Regions from separate parts of the Homo sapiens genome. Here all the other regions are linked to region 2. The links are chromatin contacts, found by Hi-C or POLR2A ChIA-PET in ENCODE. All regions are on one chromosome and are shown on one strand. Each heading gives the region's core, a stretch centred on a gene start or an enhancer-like site at or near the end of the contact. The rest is flanking DNA. Distances are from core to core; before and after follow the strand shown. Region 1 overlaps DAPK2 (death associated protein kinase 2). Region 2 has its middle 17 kb from the start of ANKDD1A. Region 3 overlaps LOC105370866 (a long non-coding RNA gene).

Evidence for each region. A loop is a pair of places that touch in the nucleus more often than their neighbours do. ChIA-PET counts read pairs that join two places held with the same protein, here RNA polymerase II (POLR2A). Pooled maps may share reads with other maps.
Region 1: a loop to region 2 is called in a map with no recorded cell type, with 4 times the contacts of the local background. The contact joins two enhancer-like sites. A Hi-C loop is called at or near these places in 1 of 37 single-sample maps with no recorded cell type and 2 of 50 pooled maps. POLR2A ChIA-PET finds 5 or more read pairs at or near these places in 1 of 52 experiments (activated CD4-positive, alpha-beta T cell).
Region 3: a loop to region 2 is called in a pooled map, with 7 times the contacts of the local background. The contact joins two enhancer-like sites. A Hi-C loop is called at or near these places in 1 of 37 single-sample maps with no recorded cell type and 2 of 50 pooled maps. POLR2A ChIA-PET finds 5 or more read pairs at or near these places in 1 of 52 experiments (activated naive CD8-positive, alpha-beta T cell).

The regions. Positions count from the first base shown.
Region 1 is chr15:63,968,067-63,971,993 of GRCh38, forward strand. DAPK2 (death associated protein kinase 2) reads right to left here. Exons shown (of 12, transcript NM_014326.5): 4 at 3,357-3,495. Among named protein-coding and RNA genes, the nearest start is that of DAPK2, 76 kb to the right of the region's middle. RefSeq lists a silencer at 3,324-3,618. Within about 2 kb of position 2,150, at least 17 of the 41 ENCODE cell types and tissues checked have a DNase peak (open chromatin) inside an H3K27ac peak, as active enhancers do.
Region 2 is chr15:64,892,478-64,896,710 of GRCh38, forward strand. No RefSeq gene overlaps it. Among named protein-coding and RNA genes, the nearest start is that of ANKDD1A, 17 kb to the right of the region's middle. RefSeq lists enhancers at 957-1,066, 1,217-1,526, 2,321-2,919 and silencers at 2,067-2,116, 2,157-2,206. Within about 2 kb of position 2,339, at least 37 of the 41 ENCODE cell types and tissues checked have a DNase peak (open chromatin) inside an H3K27ac peak, as active enhancers do.
Region 3 is chr15:65,817,555-65,821,870 of GRCh38, forward strand. All of the region lies in intron 1 of LOC105370866 (a long non-coding RNA gene), which reads left to right. It also overlaps the pseudogene HNRNPA1P44. Among named protein-coding and RNA genes, the nearest start is that of DENND4A, 27 kb to the left of the region's middle. RefSeq lists an enhancer at 3,757-3,876. Within about 2 kb of position 2,222, at least 6 of the 41 ENCODE cell types and tissues checked have a DNase peak (open chromatin) inside an H3K27ac peak, as active enhancers do.

The DNA.
Region 1 (3,927 bases), core at 900-3,399, 920 kb before region 2:
ATATGGTGGGAAACAACACAGAACCAAGAAGCCTCCTCTAAGCTACCAGCTGGATCTTAATTGCATGATCCCCTCCAGGAGACAGAATGTTCCAGCCAGGAGGCATGCATACCCACATTCTGGCTCCAGGAAACATGTACCCGATCCTGAGGTAATCCTTCTGAGTTCCAGCTACTCATCACTTCCTGAAGTTGCCCAGGTGGGCCTAGGCCAAGGGACCCACGGGTGGAAGAATCAGAAAGCTCAGGTCCTCACAACTCTAAGGATACCTGGCCATGGTGGGGACTGGCAGCATCCTCACCTCACATGCATCCAGAGAAAACCCAGACTGTTTCCAGGTAATGGAAAATGTCCAGGTTAGCCCCGGAGCCTCACCAGCCCTCGCCAGCAGTTCTACCTAGCAACCAACTCAGCTCTCTGCTGGACAATTTATTAACAGAACTGTACTCACAGGGTTTGTTTTCCTAGTCTATGGGGCCCACAACACTGTAACAAAAGTTCTATTTCCTTTTCCTCTATTCTGAGAAGGGGAATAACAATAACAGCTACTATTACCGAGCACCTATTCCATATCTGGCACTTAATGCTTCTCTCTAACCCTTACAGCTCTGCCAGGTAGGTATTATTTGCATTGAAGCTGAAAAGCTGAGGTTCAGGTGTATCATGGTACATGGTAACTCAGCCTGGCTAACTCCAAGCCAGTGCTCTCCCCACCACAGCGAGCTGCCATAAAGGCAAGCCAAACATCACGAACCTGCTGCAGTCATTGGTGCCTGTTGGGCTCCAGCCACTCCTCCTACCAGACCCATTCAAGAAAAGACAAAGGAGCCCATTTTGAAGCAGCTCTCCTGGAGCCAGCAAAGACACAATAAAACAACAAGTTAATTGTCCACAGCAGTACCAGGAAGTCACACAGGTGCAATCAAGGCAGACCATTTCCTGCTGTTACTACCCTGAGGTCCAAAGGCCTGCCCAGGCCTCACCATCCTTGGTGACCCCCATTTTTACCCTGTGACGCCTCAGTAAAACTCTGGAAGACTTCTGTTGGAGGTATTAAAAAATACCGTGACAGCCAGGAGCAGTGGCTCATGCCTGTAGTCCCAACACTTTGGGAGGCTGAAGTGGGCAGATTGCTTGAGCCTAGGAGTTGCAGACCAGCCTGGGCAAAATGGCAAAAACCCATTTATACAAAAAAATACAAAAATTAGCTGGCCATGGTGGCATGTTTCTGTAGTCCCAACTACTTGGGAGGCTGAGGTGGGAGGATTACCTGAGCCTGAGAGGTCTAGTCTGCAGTGAGCTGAGATCACGCCACTGCACTCCAGCCTGGGTGACAGAGTGAGACCCTGTCCCCCCCAAAAAGAAACACCAAAAACAAACTGACAATCATGGCCAGACGCAGTGGCTCATGCCTGTAATCCCAACACTTTTGAGAGGCTGAGGCGGGTGGACCACTTGAGCCCAGGAGCTCAAGACCAGCCTGGGCAAACATGGCAAGACCCCGCCTCTACAAAAAATACAAAAATTAGCCAGGTATGGTGGCACACGCCTTTAGTCCCAGCTATTCAGGAGGCTAAGGCAAGTGGATAGATTGAGCCCAGGAAGTCGAGGCTGCAGTGAGCTGTGATCACACCACTGTGTTCCAGTTGGGTGACAGAGCGAGACTATCTCTATTAAAAAAAAAAAAAAAGTGACAGTGAGCCTAAGGAAGGAGGACCATGCTAAGGGGACTCATAGAAGGTCACCCTATCAGGCAGAGTAGAGTAAGAGCTGGGGTAGGGACTCATATGGGAACTGAGCTCATGCCCTGGCATAGCCACTGTGAGATAATGGACATGCCAGACCCTCTCTGGGCCAGGGGCACAAGCCAGAACTTGGGTGTCATCCAGAACCCTGTCCCCTCCTTCATCTCTACCTCTAATTAGGCACCTAATCAATCCTCAGATTGACCTCTGCAAAAGATCTTGACTCTGTCCTCTCCTCACATCTTACCTAGATTATTGCTTTAGCCTCCTAGCTGAGCCCCAGCCTCCAGGCTGTCTCCAGCCTATCCATCCTCCCAGCCAGAGGGATCACTCTGAAACAAGTACATGCTTACCTCACTTCTCTGCTCACCTGAACCCTTATCTCTCAGGGTAAAGTGCAAGCTCCTTGGCTTAGCTCCCAGACCCTTGTGTCTGCTTCCTGCACTGTTCCTGGCTTCTTCCCCAGCCACTCAGCACACACTTCCCATGCCTGTACTTCCCTGAATGCATTGTGCTGTTTTGTGACCATGTATTCTGCTGGCCTTTCTTCCTTATAAGGCCCTTCTCTTCTTCTATTTCCTACCAATCCTTCAGAACTCAACTACATAGCACTTTTTCCAGGGAGCCCTCTCTGATATCCCGGTTGGACTTAGATGTCCCCTCCTTTAGCCTCCCCACCCACCCTGGGCTTCCTTCTAGCATAGTACTTAGAGTTGCTGGTTTTTCTATCTCCTACACTAAGGTTCCTGGAAAAGATGAAGTAATCTCAGACAGGGCCTCAGTGAATTTTGTATCAGCAGCAATACCCAAGCACCCAGCACCATGCTTGAAAGACCACAGGGATTTCTGGATAGAAAAATGAAGGGATCTCCCCAGCAAACAGGTCATAGAATTGATCAAAGTTAGAGGACTTTACACATTAAGTATCTGTATAGGCTCATCAGTCTATGCAACTGAGCTCAGTTACTAAGGGAACTGATCCTTCTACTTTGACCACATTCTTGCTTTATGAAGTCCTATGTGGTCACAGTGAACTCTCTCAGTCCTGAATACCAGTCACCATAAATGATCAGTGGCCCCTACAAGCAGTTTTATGACCACAGTTTGGAGCACAGTAGGGGTTGTGAGTTGGGGAGGGCAGCCAGTGGTCCCTGGGCTCCAGGATTTACAAGCTCTGGTCAAGGGATGATGGAGGCTGCACTATGAATGGGTCTGGCGAGCCAGCCAACTTCAGCAATCCTCCAAACATTTCTAGTTTTTTGTTACTGAAAAGTTCAGTCTTGTGAAAGGTGTTTGGTTTCAAGTTTCCTGTCACTGGTCTACTTATTTAGAAAGTGTTCCCCCCTGCTCCCTGAAATAAATAAGGTGCCTGAAGTCTGATTTAAGCAGCTTCTTGCAGTCAGCTCCAGTGTGCAGAAAACCTGTTATGAAAAATGAAACTGAGAAGGTGGACATTTCCGTGGCATCATCTTTCCCATGAGCTCAGGGTTTTTCACTGTAAGATGAGAAAGAAGGGCTGGTCGGCACTGGGCCCATCCTGGGAAAGACACCAGGAGGGACTAAGCCTCTTCTTCCTAAACTTGATTCTTTTCCCTTTCTCCCCTTACTGACCTTGAGATCAAAGTGAGCAATTTTCTTTGTGTGAAGGTAGTTCACCCCATCCAGGATCTGCTTAATGAAGCTGGTGGCCTCCTCCTCACTCAGTGACTCCTTCTGGGCCAGGAAATCGAAGAGCTCTCCTCCAGACACTCTGTAAAACACCAGCGGGGGGAGGGGAGGCCCAGGCCCAGTCAGCTCTGCATGTCATGAGGCTGGGCTGATAGGGGCAAGCCCTCATCCTGACCCCCCAGGGACCTTGTATGGCAGAATCCCCCTGGCTTATTTCTGGGGCTTTGTCTGTCCAGTGCCAGGGACTGACTTTGCTCCTATTTGCTTTGTTCTTTCTTTTGGATCACAAGGGCAGGAATCACCCTGGAGGTGTTGTCAGAAGAGCCTCTGCTCCCACTCTAGGCCCTGGTCCCAGTCACCCTGGAGGTTGCCCTCTCCCCTCCATATGCCTGAGATGGCAGGGGACAAAAACAAGCAGATTATTTAGCCTGAATGTTTGCGTTCCTCCAAGTTCATATTTTGAAATTCTAACCCCCAAGGTGATGGTATTAGGAGATAGGGCCTTTGGGAAGTA
Region 2 (4,233 bases), core at 1,089-3,588:
ATGTGGCAGTAGTGAAAAGTGGGATCTTCAAGAGGTGATTGGGCCATGAGGACTCTGCCCTCATGAATAGATTAATTCATTCATGGATTAATGGATTAATGGGTTCATGGATTAATGGGTTATCACGGGAATTGGACTGTTGGCTTTATAATAAGAGGAAGAGAGATCTGAGCTAACATGCTCAACCCCATCACCATGTGATGCCCTTCAGGGCCTCAGGACTCCGCAGAGTCCCCACCACCAAGAAGGACCTCACAAGGTGCAGCCCTTCAACCTTGGACTTCTCATTCTCCAGCACTGCAAGAAAGAATTCCTTTTCTTTATAAATTACCCAGTTTCAGGTACTCTGTTACAAATAACAGAAAACCGACTAAGACACACACACCCCAAGTTTGTACACAACCATGTGCACACACACAGTCACTTGCCCATACTCCTACGCATTCAGGCACCCAGCTGGGAACACAGCGTGCCTTTCTTTCTAGTGCCACAAGATACCCATTTATAGGCTTCCAGCTTGTGCCCTCTGACCTGCCTTACATTTTGATAGTAGAGGGTGGATTTGAGGGGGAAGAGCAGAGACCACAAGACCAGGCAGGGTTTCCTCAGTGGCTGCACTGCAGGGATTCAATGGGCAGCAAAGGCCCCCACACCCCAGGCTGGGCCTCATGGCTGAGACTCATCAGTCTTGGGCCTGGAGGGGCTGCTCTCAGTCTAACAGGCCTGACTGACAGGGAAACCACCAATTTGTCATTGGGTTCCAATCCCGAGTAGCTGGGATTACAGGCGTGCGCCATGACGCCTGGCTAATTTGTTTTGTATTTTTAGTACAGATGGGGTTTCACCATATTCGCCAGGCTGGTCTCAAACTCCTGACCTCAGGTGATCTGCCCGCCTTGGTCTCCCAAAGTCCTGGGATTACAGCCGTTAGCCACCTCACCCGGCCAGACAAATGTTTGTTGCATGAATGTCTTGCCCCTCACATCTGTGTTCCGTCCAGCCTTCCTCGCCTCTCCTTTTTCTTGGTGCCCTGGCTGTGGCCACAGTACTTTCCTAGGAGGAGGCCTATGCAGGCGCGTAAGGAACTCGGTGAAGGAGTCAGGGCCCCCAACTCGGCTCTCGCGAGCTTGCTGTGTGACCTCAGGCCAGTCACCTCCCCTCTTCTGGCCTGGGTTTCCACACCTGCACAATGGGAACAGCAACCTCAGCTGCCTGCCGTCTCTGACGTGAGGGCCAAATAAGAAAAGGTGAGAAGCTGGTCGCAAAGCGGTAAAAAAAGCCTTCAGCGCCGAAGCCGGGGAGGAAGCCGCTGATGAAGCTATTGCTGAGAAGTGTGAAGCCCCCACCCGAGGATCCGCTTTTGAAGAGGGACCCGGGGAACGCGTAGGGGGAAACTGCCTTCCTCTTCCCTCAGTGGAAAGGGCTGTGCTCATGTCACTGTGAAACGAAGCTATTTTTATGTAGTACAACTGCGATTATGACAGGGCCTCTTCCTGAAGGGGAAGGGTGGGGAGGAGACCTGAGTCATCAGTGGGGCGGCCGGCCCCACAGGCTGACACAGGCAGCTTGTGGAAACCAGGCCCCCCGCCCTGCCTTCCGCAGGTAGAGGCCCCAGAGAGGGGAAGGGGCCGACCACCTGCTCCCGAGCCATTCTCGGGCTCGGCCAGCCATTGGGCTGGGAACCTGTCAATCCTGGTTGATCTTCCAATGAGCTGTGAACTGGTCTTCCGGGAGGACTTACAGGAGGCTGGAAACGGGGCCTGGCGCGCGCTTCCCTCTCAGTGCGAGGCTGACTGGTTGGACTCGCCGGGCTCTACTGTGGGCCCCACGCTATGTTTAGACGCCCGACGTGTCCCATTTTATTGAACTCGTCCTGCCCCCCAAGTAGGGACGATTTACCTCCATTTTCTAGATAAGGCACTGGGGGCTCCGCGAGGGGATGTGGCGGACTGGAGCCCAGCTGCACTCCTGACGGGACTGAATGCGGGGCTGAGGGAGGCAACAGGAAGAATGAGTATTTTCTTTACTGGAAGGGCAGGGAAAGGTTTCTCTCAGAAGGTGACATTTGAGCTGGGCCCTAAACAATGAGCAGGATTTAGCTGTCTTGAGGAGGGGGAGAGGGAAGGGCATGTGACCCGGAAAGGATGCAGCCTGGGCAAAGGCAGGGAGGTGTGCATGGCTTGTTTGGGGGTGTCGAGCAGGTCGGGGGGGCTGGGTGGGGAGTGGCCGCGGGGCGTAGGTAGGGGAGGGCCTGGCATGACAGGCTAAGGGGTGTAGGCTCCTTGGGGTTCCTTCAGCGCTGTGCAAGCCCTGAGCATCCTCCCAGAGGTGTGGCCCTGCAGAGAGAGGGGAGGGAGCCCACTGGGGGAGGCGAGCTGAAGGAGTGGCCTGTCAGGTGGGTTTCCTGCCCTGGAGCCTGAGCTCAGGCAGTGGCTGCCGTGCCCCGCCGCCGCCCTCTTCTGCCGCCTCCTCCACGCCAGCACTTTTGCATGCAGTACTCCCTTCAGTCGTCACAGCCACCTGCAAGGTGAATATTACCACCTTTATTTCATAGGGGAGGTAACAGGTTTAGAGAGGTTAGAGGAGCCGCCCCAGGTCACACAGCCCCTCTTGATATTCTTCAACAAAAGAATCCTCTCTGACCCCTGCTCTCAGTCAACGGAACAACCAACAACCTCCTTCCTTCAGAGAAATAGGGACCCTGAGGCTGCAACCCAACTGTAATCATCTGCCTCCAGGCACCCTCTGCACAGACTCAGCTGTTAAATATAGATGGCCGCTTAGAGATCCTTTTGTTCTCTTTACATATTACAGATGGGGAAACTGAGGCCTAGTGAGGAAGAGACTTGCTTGGGGCCCCACAAATGGACCTAGATTGGCGAGCCTCTTTTGAGCCAGAGTCTCACTGGGGTTCTAGCCCAGCTGGGAAGTTGAGCAAAGAGGGATAAGTGGGTTACAGCTCAAGGACTGGGGGTGCCTTGGGGCTTCTAGGAGATGAGAGCCGAAAGGCATTCAGCCCTTTAACCCCACTCCAGAGCTTCAGACTGTTCCTTCTCAAGACACTTTACTGCCATCTGTCTGAAAAGTGTGCTAATAAATATGCAAATTTTGGTGACTTGAGAGGACTGGTGTCCTCTTGAGTTGTACAGGGCACAATTTGCAGATTTGTGAGTGATCACCAAGCCCCGAAGATGCAGCGAGGTCTCTGGCAACTCCCTTTCTCAGTCCCTTCTCTATTCCTCTCTTCTTCTTTGTCCCTCTCAGACTGGGACTGGGGGTGGGGGCAGGGGGGGGATTTCCTACTAGGGTGGGAGGAAGAAGGGTGAAGGAAGTAGGGTAGGAGGAGGGGAAGTGTGGAGGACAACAGAGGGAAAGGGTAGAACTTATTTCTGCTGTCAGAAACCGAAACCAAAAGTCCTGGCAGGAGTTAATGTGAGAGGGAGGTCTGTAGCAAGAGGCTGAGGAGCAAAGCCTTCACATCTGAGGACAGCAGCCCTGTCAGAGACACCCTGGCTGCAACCTCGGTGTCACTTAGACCAGGGCTTGCCTCTCATGCTGACAAGAAGCATGCAAAGGCAGTCTGTTTTCTCTGGGGATACCAAAGGCCCCTCCAGACCTTACAGTGCCCAGCACTGGTGTTAGGATCACTGCTGGAAAGGGGAGGGGGCACTAACTCAAGTCACCATGTCATCTAATAGCCCAAGAGTGGGTGACCCTTTGTCTTGTCTGGTATTAGTCTGTGTGGACCTGCATACACCCATGAGGCTGAGGCTGGGGGCAGCCGGCATCTGTGTGTCTAGCATAATGGGGATCCTCTTTCCCCAAGTCAAGCTTAGGACGTGTGGTATAACATAGATTTTTGTGATCCACCTGGCTGTGAGAGGTCATTTAGGTGCCACAATAATGGATTCTTTGGGGCACTTCATACTCTATTATAACAATAGGAGAAAATGTTTGCAACTTGGACTTGTCTTTTAAAATTCAGATTGTGTGGCCACTATTTCTTGTGAACTTTGTGATTCAACGAGCCAATTGTGTACTGGGAACCCAGATGGTGCCCCTCCCTTGAGGCTTGCTGGGTCCTCTGTGTAGGGATAGACTCTGTTCCGGGCGCCGTGGCTCCCAGTTCCAGACTGGCAGCCCTTTGAGCGGCTGAAACTTTAATTCATCTTTGTATCTCCCATGATGATAGGAACCTCCTGTCTCCTCAGGGGTTCTCAGAGTGTGAGTTTC
Region 3 (4,316 bases), core at 972-3,471, 920 kb after region 2:
GAGCCTAATAAATAGGTATTTTCTACTTTGTATTTTTTTTTTTCTTAAATAAGTAAAATGGTGACCAGGCACGGTGGCTCATGCCTGTAATCCCAGCATTTTGGGAGGCTGAGGAGTGTGGATCACCTGAGGTCGGGAGTTCGAGGCCAGCCTGACCAAAGTGGAGGAACCCCATCTCTACTAAAAATACAAAAGTAGCCAGGCGTGGTGGTGCATGACTACTCCCAGCTACTCCAGAGGCTGAGGCAGGAGAATCGCTTGAACCCAGGAGGTGGAGGTTGCTGTGAGCCAAGATCGCGCCATTGCACCCAGCCTGGGCAACAAGAGCAAAACTCTGTCTCAAAAAAAAAAAAAAAGAAGTAAAATGTTTTTTTCACCTTGTATGTGTGATAATTTAAATTTCTCAAATATTTGTAGATGTTTTCCATTTAATTCTATTGTATGTGATTTCTTCTTTCTTCTGGTTTTCATTTATATAGTAGCATTTCTTTGAGTGCTTAATGTTTGTTACTGTGAGCTGCTCAATTTTCTTAGAAAATAATTTGTGAGTTATTGAGGTACCTTCCTCCAGAGAAGATTTGTATTTGTTTCTTCCACGCACCTGGGGCCTGCCTACTCAACTTAGAGTAATAGCTTGAGGCTTTTATGAACCTGTTTTGGCTGTAGATCATCACAAGTCAGTCTTTCAGTGACAGTATTTTTTAGTACTTAGTTCTACTTAGTTCCACAGGAACTTTTTGTGCAGTACCCTGAGGATGAATGGATATGCTGGTTTTCATCTCCACCTAAAGGGTCCAAGCTTTATTGGGAGAATGGTCTCCAATGGGATTCTCCAAGCCCTCGGCTTTACCTTGTCTCTGGAACCATTGTGAAGCCCAAGCTGCAGTTCACCAGGTTGAGCAAATGCCCTTAGGGCAAAGTGATCTCAGGGCCATAGCATCAAACAACCCCAAGAGCATCATTTAGGTGAATAGAATCCAAATGGTGCCTCCTGGTGTTGTACACCTGGACAGTGTTGTCCACTTACCTGTCTGGATTCCTTCTTCACTTCTCTTTGACCTAATAATTTCTTTCTTTCTTGCCCATGCTCAATGCTTCTAAGAGGTTTAAGATTTTTTTTAATTCAGCCTTTTTAATTGTTTCCAGTGGGAGGTGCAGTGTGAATTCCTAGCCTGCCATATACCTGGAAACAGAGCTCTCAAAACTCAACTTGATATACCCTACGATTTATAAAAATATCTGATAGCCCAATTTGTTCAATTCATAATTACCTTTTTTTTTCTGGCACCAAAGCTTTAATTAGGAATAGTTTGATGGAATCAGAAAGAATCCATAATCCGTGGTACTTAACTCTTCCCTCAATGAATATTGCTAACAAATGTATGGATTTACATTGAAATACCAAAGTAGCTCAAAGATCTCATAGTGACCACAATTTTTAAAATAGTGACCACATTTTAAAATGTTTCTCAGAAAATGAGTATGTTAAACCAAAATCATGTGTGTCACTTGCATGGAAAGTGCTGTGTCTCCATAGTTACACTAAAACATAACAAGTACAAAGGGGAAATGTCTCTTGGTGGTTGATAAGCTAAACGGAAGTGAGTCTTGTTCTACTATAATACTAGAAATGTTTTTAAACTTTCGCTCAAGGATGGAGGGTTTCATATCCTTCTGTATTACCCCTTGCTAAAACATAAGTAAGCATAGTTATGGAAAAAACACATGGGCAGTCATTGCTAAGACTCAGTGTATTGATGTCGTGTAGAAAAACATGATACAGAGATCTGTTTTTGTGGTTTATTTAATTGTCTTTGTTGTTTATAGTATTTGCTCTGAAGTATAACTCTATAAAATTTTAACAAAGACAAAGACAATCTGTCTTAGCCCAATATTAGCCCTATTCCCCACTTGGGAAAAAGTATTTTATAACACATATCAAATCAGCCTTGGAGACCATAGCATCCAATTATGCCTAGAGTGTACTAGATATTCGATAAGTGTTTGTTGAGTCAATTACTTAATGGACAATATATAATGGGTTGTTGTAAATAAAGCAGAGCAGTGACTAAAATGTTGACTTGGTCATATTGTGGGAGCATTAAAGAAGGAAAACGCCTGGGATTCAATGCCCATTCTAGGGCTGTCTGGTGCTATGGCTCTGGGTAATCCATAACCACCCGGGGCCCCAGTTTCTTCATTACTTGCCCTGTTCTTTGGTCAGACTGCACAGTCACTCCCTGTACATGCAGCATAATTTCCCAGTTCAGGGTCCTTGTCCTTATGGTTATCTAAAATGCCCTTGCCCCATCCGCTGTATGACTAAACCTATCTAGTCATGATATCCTACTTCTTTTAATCCTTCTAGTATAAATACTCTCCCACCAAGCTTCCTTGACACCACCCTGACTAGAAGCTAACTTTTCCTCTGAGCTTTTTGAATAGCATCTTTTTTCTTTTAACTCAAATGGTGTCATTTTTAATACTTTATAGCTTATATTATGATCTTTTATGTAGATATCCATACTATACTGCTTCTTTGCTAGACTGAATGTTCATAAGGGTAGAACCCATGCTTGCTATATTTTTGTAGTTCTCCATAACACCTAGCAAAATACATTAAAGATTATATGTGCTCAGTAAATATCTGTTGAATCTGAATATAGAGCATAATAATGCTTTTAATGCTTTCCTTTCTCTCTTTTCTTTCTTTCTCTTTCTTTTCTTTAATCTTTCTTTTATTTTCTCTTTCTTTCTCTTCCTTTCTTTTCCTTTCCTTTTCTTTCCTTTCCTTTCTTTTCTTTTCTTTCTTTTTGATAGGCTCTCATTCTGTCGCCCAGGCTGGGGTGCAGTGGCGCGATCTTGGCTCACTGCAACCTCCACCTCCTGGGTTCAAGTGATTCTCCTGCCTCAGCCTCCCCAGTAGCTGGGATTACAGGTGCCTGCCACAACACCCAGCTGTTTTTTGTATTTTTAGTAGAGACAGGGTTTCACCATGTTGGCAGGCTGGTCTCAAACTTCTAGTCTCAAGTGATCTGCTTGCCTTGGCCTCCCAAAGTGCTGGGATTACAGGCATGAGTCACTGCACCCCGTCCAATAATAATGCTTTTGTTTTCTTTTCTTTCTTTTTTTTTTTTTTTTTTGAGGCAGAGTTTTGCTCTGTCCCCCAGCTGGAGTGCGGTGGTGGGATCTCGGCTCACTGCAACCTCTGCCTCCCGGGTTCAAGTGATTCCCCTGCCTCAGCCTCCTGGGTAGCTGGGACTACAGGCATGCGCCACATGCCCGGCTAATTTTTTCTTCTTATTTTAGTAGAGACGGGGTTTCACCACGTTGGCCAGAATGGCCTCTATCTCCTGACCTCCTCGTGATCCACCTGCCTCAGCCTCCCAAAGTGCTGGGATTACAGGCATGAGCCACTGCACCTGGCCCCAGTAATGCTTTTCTTGCTGATGATAGAGGGCTGCATCAAATTATAGCTTGAGGCCATTTATACCTTGTAGACCAATGATTGTGGAGCATTAATGGGGAATGCTGGATATAAATAAGGAAAATTGCATAAGCTATTTATCCATTAGTGGGAGAAGAAAAGAAAATACTTGGGTGGATCAGATCCCATTTCAAAGCAGAGATGAAAGTGAAATTGAAGCAAGAGTAGAAAGCAACAAGAGCAGCATAGGTTGGTTATTCTATTTTGGTCATTTAAGAAAGTTCTTTTCTCAACTGCCTGTTTTTAGACTATGCATACCTGTGTATAGCTAACATAGTATGTACATAGTTTTGACAGATTCCCTGAGGACTTGAGCCAGAAGATGAATTGCATCTTTAGAATATGGTCAATAATTTCACAGACATAGTGTTGAGTGAAAGAAAACAAATACAATACATGCTGTCTGATTCTATTAATATGAAGTTCAAAAACAGGCAAAACTAAATTGTGGTGATAAAAGTCAAAACAGTGGTTATCCCTAGAGGGTGCTGACTAGTATAGGGCACAGAGATTCTTCAGAGGTGCTAGTAACAATCTATATGTTGAACTGAGTGGTGTTACATGATACATACACATGTAAAAATATTTTGAGTTGTCCACTTAGAAGTTATGCACTTTGGCCAGGCTCGGTGGCTCGCGCCTGTAATCCCAGCACTTTGGGAGGCCGAGGCAGGCGCATCACCTGAGGTCAGGAGTTCGAGACTAGCCTGGCCAACATGGTGAAACCCCATCTCTACTAAAAATACAAAAATCACCCGGGCGTGGGGGTGGGCGCCTATAATCCCAGTTACTCAGGAGGCTGAGGCAGGAGAATTGTTTGAACCTGGGA